Regions from separate parts of the Mus musculus genome. Here region 1 is linked to region 2. The links are chromatin contacts, found by Hi-C or POLR2A ChIA-PET in ENCODE. All regions are on one chromosome and are shown on one strand. Each heading gives the region's core, a stretch centred on a gene start or an enhancer-like site at or near the end of the contact. The rest is flanking DNA. Distances are from core to core; before and after follow the strand shown.

Region 1 (3,333 bases), core at 139-2,638, 150 kb after region 2:
AACACACCAAACATCTGAGGACAGGTAAACTGTAGACAGCCGCCCCAAGGAAGAGAATAGGGGGTGGGGATTCCGTGTTAAGTGGGCATGGAGGTCAGTCACTGAGTGGAAGGCAGCCGTTGTCATGTAAGAGAGGGAAGCATCAGAGAAAGAGTAAGGGGACATCAAATGCTGGCAAAAGTCTGAAGTCCTAAAAGAAGCATGCTTACAGGAGGGACAGCAAGAAAGGTAAGCTATGGTTTTTGTTGTTGCTGCTGTTTTTAGTTTTTGTTGTTGTTTCTCTAGGTAATTTAGAAAAGCAGGAAGGCTTGGAACCGGCGTGGCCATGTTCCTTAAGTGACGGAGATAGAGGGTGGGAATCGGAGAAAGGAAGTACAGTGTCTCATTAAAGTACTAATAAGTCCACTTATCTCTTTAGTGTTACTTCAGGTAAGCCTACCTTCCTAGGGGTCATTCTTTGGCCAGGTGATTCTATTCTTTTGACGAGTGGGGATTTTTCTTAAGGAGCCTTTACCGATACCCTGACAGAATCAGGCTTATTTGAAAGATCTCCACAATGATTGTGTTTTGGTAAATTTTAGAGAATAATATTTGACAGAAAATAGTTGACTTGGTGCTACAGTCAGAGTTGTCAAATTATAAGAGACATGGCTTAACCTGATCTCTTTAAAGAAGCTTGTGAAGAGGTCAGATGCGTGAGAAGGCACTTTAGCTATCGTGAATTATTAGATTTCTATAGTGGTCCAGACGCTGCTGTCTCATTTAATCCCACTTAACAGGACCACTTAAAAAGTAAGCAATGCACTTGCCCCAAATGGTGGCATTGGAATGAAATTTAGACAGATCTGTGGACTCAAGTAAAGTTTCCTTAGCACTGAGGAACTCAGATAAATAAGGCATGCTCTCACGTCCCAGCGTAAATGCTGTGTAGAAAAGACGGGCGCGCTACGTTGAGAACAAAGCGCACCTTAGACTCTTCATGGTTTTCAAGGTAAGGAGAGAATTCTATAGCAGAACCCAGCATGTCCCAGTCCTCCCTACTCCCGGATCAGTACAAGTTCCGGGAGAGTGCGGTTGCCCTTTGCACAACAGACCTAAGATGCCAGCACTGGTTTCGGGAACTAGTTTCCTGAGGACCTAGGCCTAGGAGGCTCATCTTCATCCCCACATGTGCCCCTGACTCCAGTTCCCATTCCGACCATATTCCCTTCAGCGTCTCCACCCGGCCCTTTAGTTGCCAGGGATGCGGGGCAACCCGGACTCCGGGCTACCCACCGGAAGCGGAAGCGGTGGCAGTATGTCACCTAAGAGGAACTACGCGCAACGGAGGCCTGTGGTTGGACGTTGCAGGAGTTGGTGCCTCACTCTGAAGGTTCCCCGGCGTCCAGACGGCTGATTAGGGTCGTGTCGGGACCTCTGCTCAGGGCCCAGCCAGGTTGGTCCGGGGCGCCCAGCTCCTTCCTGGCTTGCTGGCCGCGAGCCGGGGGCAGGCGTGTGAGGACTGCCCGAGGGTCCGTTTCTGGGCCATCAGAAGGCTGTTAGCCATTTCTCTGTACCTCAGCCTCGAGGGCGGGACTGTCTCCTGCTTGAGGGAGAGGCCTGAGGTCAGACGGTGGCGTCCGCTGCCACGGGGTTTGCTGGCGGGACGGGATAGATCTGTGCATTCCAAGCAAGTTCCTGCACCTGCCAGAGCCCTTGTTCTTTTTAAGGTTTTCAGGCTTGGAGTTCCAGGGTGGCGGGACCTTTGTTAGGACCTATTAAGTTCTGGGACTCCTCGAACTGACAGCACTCAGGAAGTCTCAGACAGCACTCTGGAATTTCTGTTCACCACTTGCCTTAAACAAGTCACGTCAAGGTGAGCAGGTCAGAGGCCTTCACTGACCCCCACTAGTCTTATGCCTTTAGGTCTCCGAGAATATGATACACGAGGGTTTCCTTCACACATTCGGTAAGCCCGGAGAGTTGGATTTGATTGTGTCATTAACTTTTTGAGGGAATCGACATCTTCTCCAAGGCCCTACCTGGTAAATGATAAGCACTTGATGGGTTGTCGGTGATGAGACGGGGTCTCAGTATTTAGCTCAGGCCTCCTGGATGCTGGGATTACTGGTATGTGCCTGTAAACCATCATTTCTACGTCCTAAGGAGATTTAAGCAGAGCCCTGAGCTCTGTTGGATCGGAAGGTCTAGGAGACGAGGCCTGGGAACCTGTGGTGTAAGCAGTCATATGAGTGGACTGTCTTTGAGAGCTAGAAGCTTTCCTAGACTCATAAAGAAGTGGCTCGCAGGTTCCGAACATGTGACCTGACCCTTAAGAATTCTGTATTTGCTATAGGGTAACCTTTGGGCAAAATTATAGGGGGTTTGATTAGCTCAAGGCTGGAACCTGACAAGAGTTGAACTTTTCATCAGTATTGATTTCCTGAGTGTCTCTGTAAGTCACTAAACCTTCTGATCTCTATACATATTAGCATATCTTACCCTTTGCTGCTTGTTATAAACATAGAAATAGAGTCTTTCCTAAATTGTAGTTTTAAAAGTGGTACATGGATATTTTAGATTTTCATTTCAAACTTAATTTTAAAGTTGACAAATCATTGTTCTTATTTATGGTATTCTGTGACATTTTGATATATGCTTTTGATATAGAATGAATGCATCAAATTAATACATCTCTTACCTCGTATACCTTTTTGTGATGGAAATATTTAAAATCTACTCTTCATAACTGAGCTATCCAGTGATTTGGTTTTTTGTTTGTTTTTTTTTTTTTTTTTTTTTTTTTTTCGAGACAGTTTCTCTGTGTAGCCCTGGCTGTCCTGCTGTAGACCAGGCTGGCCTCGAACTCAGAAATTCGCCTGCCTCTGCCTCCCAAGTGCTGGGATTAAAGGCATGTGCCACCATTCCCAGCAGTGATTTGGTATTTATGGCCCTTGTTCTGTGCAGGAGGTCAGTAAAGCTTATTGTTATCCAAGTGAAACTTTGTACTTTGGATCCACAGTGTCCTTGCCCCCACCTAGCCCCCTTCCCTAGTCATAAGCAATCACATTCTACTCTTAGGGTTCAGCTTTCTTAAGTTGCTGTGTGTAAGGTCACGTAGCGTTTATGTCTCTGTGCTTCTCTACTTCATGTGGCCGAAGTCCTTCAGGTTTCTCTGTCATGGCTGCTTTTAAGGCTTCCAGGGAAGCTCCGTACAGCCGGTGGTAAGGAGCACTGCACTGGGGAGCCTGGTCTTGGCCGAGTTTTCCATATTCATGCTGTGGACAATGGGAATGTTAGAGCTGCATGCATGTGGTCTGCTCTTGGGACCAATCTAATAACATGGTTTTCTGT
Region 2 (3,548 bases), core at 203-2,702:
TTGAGCTTGAGTGGAGATATTGAATGAGCCCCTGGACCTCTAAGTAGAGCCTGAACAGCGACTCCATTTGTTTACTTTATGTCTGTCTCCCTGTCCGCTGAAGTACTTCCATGCTCTTCCAGAGATCAGATTTTTGTGTCCCCTTAAAGCTTCCCTTCAGGGCAGGGGAGATTGCTTGGTGGGTAAAGTATTTGCTGCTCAAGCATAAGGCCTGTTTTCAGAGTCAGGGCCACAGCTTGTGCATCAACAAGTGAGTTTCGGTCACCTGTCCTTCCTAAGTCAGCTAAAACAGTCAAATTAATAGTGCAGAACAGCAGGAAAAGAAAAGAATAAAAAAAGATTTGGGAAAAGTTATAAAGAGACCCAGTACCTTCCACCAAAGCCATGTTTTAGGTTCTGATGTGCAGTTATGGTTTAAGAATGGGCCAGAGTAACATAAATCTAAGCAAGTCAAAGTGTGGTCCAGCCAGCTCACCACTGGCCCCTCATTGCCTCCCCTGTAAGGTGTTCTGGAAGTGTTTGCCCACGTTTTAGGTTTTCTTTTATCCCAGCATGAAGTCCCTTGATGGGGGTGAATCGGTTCCTGTTTTGATTTTATTGTTTTGATTGTCTTACAGTAAAAAGTATAGGACACAAATATCTCTTTAATATCCTCCCACAAAACAAAAATAAAATGATTTTGGTTTTTACTGGACCAGGTCCAATAAAAAAATTTGAGTTTCCCAGAATTGCTCCATAAGCTCTGTTCTTGTAGGATACTTTTCATTCATCTTACAACTGTTAACGCTACTACACAGTAGAGTTTTCTGGAATTCCGAATTATTGGGAACAAGTATAAAGTTCATTGTGGGAGCTAAGGCAGTCATTCAAAAAAATGGAGCGAAAGCGTGCTCTGCAGACAAAGGGGAACCGTAAACCTTCATCTGAAAAGTCTGAGGAATTAACAATCCGAAAGCGGTTATTACTAAGACGTAATCACAAGCACTACTCCAGCTCCTCCCGGACTTCTACTATATTCTTCCCTTTCCGGTTCCATTCCTTCCTGAAATGTGAGCTAAACCCAGTTAGGTATCACTGGCCAATCAGCGCGCAGCCTTCCGCAGTCGTAAGGGCCGCCTCTGCCAATGAGAGATCCCTGCGCTTCGGTGGTGCGAGGTAAAGCTTGTGGGCGGAGCCAAACGTTGAGCGGCTTGTGAGCGAGCCACTGTCTTAATACGGAAATGCGGCTCTGAGCGCGCCGAAGGGGATTGTGGGCGGGGCTACGAAACGAAGGCTAACCAATAGGAGACATAGTACGCTTACAGGAAAGAGAAGTCACCAATAGACACATGGATATGACTATGTAGGCGGGTCTTAGACCTAAAGCGTTCAAAAAATCACGTCTATTCGCTGCGTCTTCGCCGTCACGGCGGCACCGCCTCCTCGTCCCATTCATTCTTTTTTTTTTTTTCCTTCCCCATTCACCGTAGTAGTGAGGCCTAGTCACGAGCCATGGAGTGCGCTCCCCCGGCGGCCGGCTTCCTGTACTGGGTGGGCGCGAGCACCATTGCCTACCTGGCCCTGCGAGCCTCGTACTCGCTCTTCAGGGCCTTCCAGGTGTGGTGCGTGGGCAACGAGGCCTTGGTCGGTCCGCGACTCGGAGAATGGGCAGGTGAGTGGAACCACAAGCCGCGACCACGCTGTGGCCCTTGTTCCCCTGTCGCTCGCGCTCAGCGAGCCCGCTCTGGAGCGCGGAAACTTCTCCAGACCCTGAGCGCACTGGCGGGGTGGGTGATCTGACCTGCTGCTGCCTGGTGGGCACGGAGGAGACCTTTCTTAACTCCCCGGACTTGTCCTGTTGGAGCCCTCCTGGGCAGGCGGCCGGAGTCAGGCGCATTGTCCGCTGTGTCCCTTGCAGTGTTTATTTATTTTTTAAAATAAAGTTTTTCACTTGGCTTGAAAACTGGCCCTGTGCTATGGATGAGAGCATAGGTGAAGATAGGAAGAAGGGTTGCAGGGACAACGATTTCAGAAGTTAGGATCTTGGGAAACTTGATTCTCCAGTTACTTGAATTGGGTTTGTTTCATGTAATTTAACAAGTCCTTTTGGGGAGGGGGGAGGTGGAGGCGGTGTCGGAGGAAATCTTGGTAAATTATTCTGGAGTTTCAATGACTAAGAAGCGCTGTTCTGGGAAAACAAAGTCTTCCTATCGTATTCAGTACTTTTTGCAAGAGTTTGCGGAAAATGTCTTTACAAAAAGTGACCAAAACACGCGAACCTTCTTCTTTTCAGTTGACAGATTTTAAAAATGAGAACGAAGGTCGTATCAGAGAAGTTGAGAAAATCCTAGTTCAGCCCTCTCACCTTTGTTTCTATTTTTTGAGAGAAGGGCTTTAAAACAAACACCCATGTAATCATGATGTATGTGTGGCTCTCTGGTGTTTTGTAACTCACTGTTCACGACTCAAACATTTTATAGAATATTGGGGTGCGGTTGCCTACGGACTAAACACAGGACAGAAATCATGTTACTTTTCAGGTTTGTTCTGTTCATTAAAGAACATTTAAACGACTTAGAAAAGACATGACAGTTAATCTTTTGGGACAACACCCTAATAATAGGAGAAAATATTTCAAGTAGAAATGAGTTTGTGAGCCCCTTTCCTTGATGTGGGGCAAACAGTGATTTTATACAACTTTCCAAAATCACTTTTCATAGTCCCTGGGGGAAAAAGTGCTCGCTGTGATTAAGATTCAGATGATATAATTTCACAATTGACTTGGTCAGTTTCTTTGTTGTCAGCTTGGAAAAAGTTGTTTGTTGGCTTATTTTTATTTTTTTTTAAGTCAATGCAACAGTAATCCCATAGGAAATCAGTTATCCAATAAAATGAAACTTGCAAAGAAAGCCCAGTGTTGCTTTAGCTTTATTATTGTAAATTGTTTGCACAGTCTAAAACGCAGAGTGAAAGTCAAGGGTTTGCCACGTTCAAGGTAGGTTTGGCTCCATCCAGACAAAGGGAAACTGGTAAAAATTAGGAAAGCATTTCTGGCAGATTTAGAAAAGAAATTTGACCTAGAACATTGGGATATGAAAGAGAACTGTGGTGTCATATGGAAGTGAAGTATAGTTGGGGTCAATTGTTTGGGGTTTTGGTTTTTTTTTTTTTTTTTTTTTTTTTTTTTTTAATGCTTAAGCAAAAGAAATGATAAGCAAGATGGCTTAGCAGGTAACGGCACCTGGCCTACACTTGACAGCCTGATTTCCATGCTCAGGATTATCCACAGAGGAGAGACTGACTTCTCTCCACATGAATGCTTTGGTACAGATAGCACCTCCCCAGATAAAACAGCACCCCTCCCCCGAGGAAATGTAAACTAAGTCCTCACTTGTAACTCATAAACATATGTATGTAACCTACATCTTTAAACACTTTCTTACTCTTCAAATTCAGATATTTCAGAACTAGGATTCAGATGAGTTCTTCCTTGGCAGCGGTTGGGTGGGAGTAGCATACTATGTAGAAGACAGACTAGCAGAGGCAGCACCTGGGGTCCCGGTAAGCTG

What was found. Hi-C counts contacts between places; a loop is a spot of excess contacts on that map. ChIA-PET counts read pairs that join two places held with the same protein, here RNA polymerase II (POLR2A).
Region 1: a map of heart shows a loop between it and region 2 (3-fold over the local background). The contact joins the promoter of Alkbh3 here to the promoter of Hsd17b12 in region 2. A Hi-C loop is called at or near these places in 1 of 37 maps with a recorded cell type or tissue (heart). POLR2A ChIA-PET finds 5 or more read pairs at or near these places in 2 of 5 experiments (Patski and embryonic stem cell).

What each region holds. Positions count from the first base shown.
Region 1 is chr2:94,008,785-94,012,117 of GRCm38, reverse strand. It overlaps Alkbh3 (alkB homolog 3, alpha-ketoglutarate-dependent dioxygenase), which reads left to right and starts at 1,388. Exons shown (of 10, transcript NM_026944.1): 1 at 1,388-1,435.
Region 2 is chr2:94,155,813-94,159,360 of GRCm38, reverse strand. Hsd17b12 (hydroxysteroid (17-beta) dehydrogenase 12) reads left to right here and starts at 1,452. Exons shown (of 11, transcript NM_019657.4): 1 at 1,452-1,651. The coding sequence starts at 1,492. Gm39885 (a long non-coding RNA gene) reads right to left here and starts at 1,197. Exons shown (of 3, transcript XR_866573.3): 1 at 1-1,197.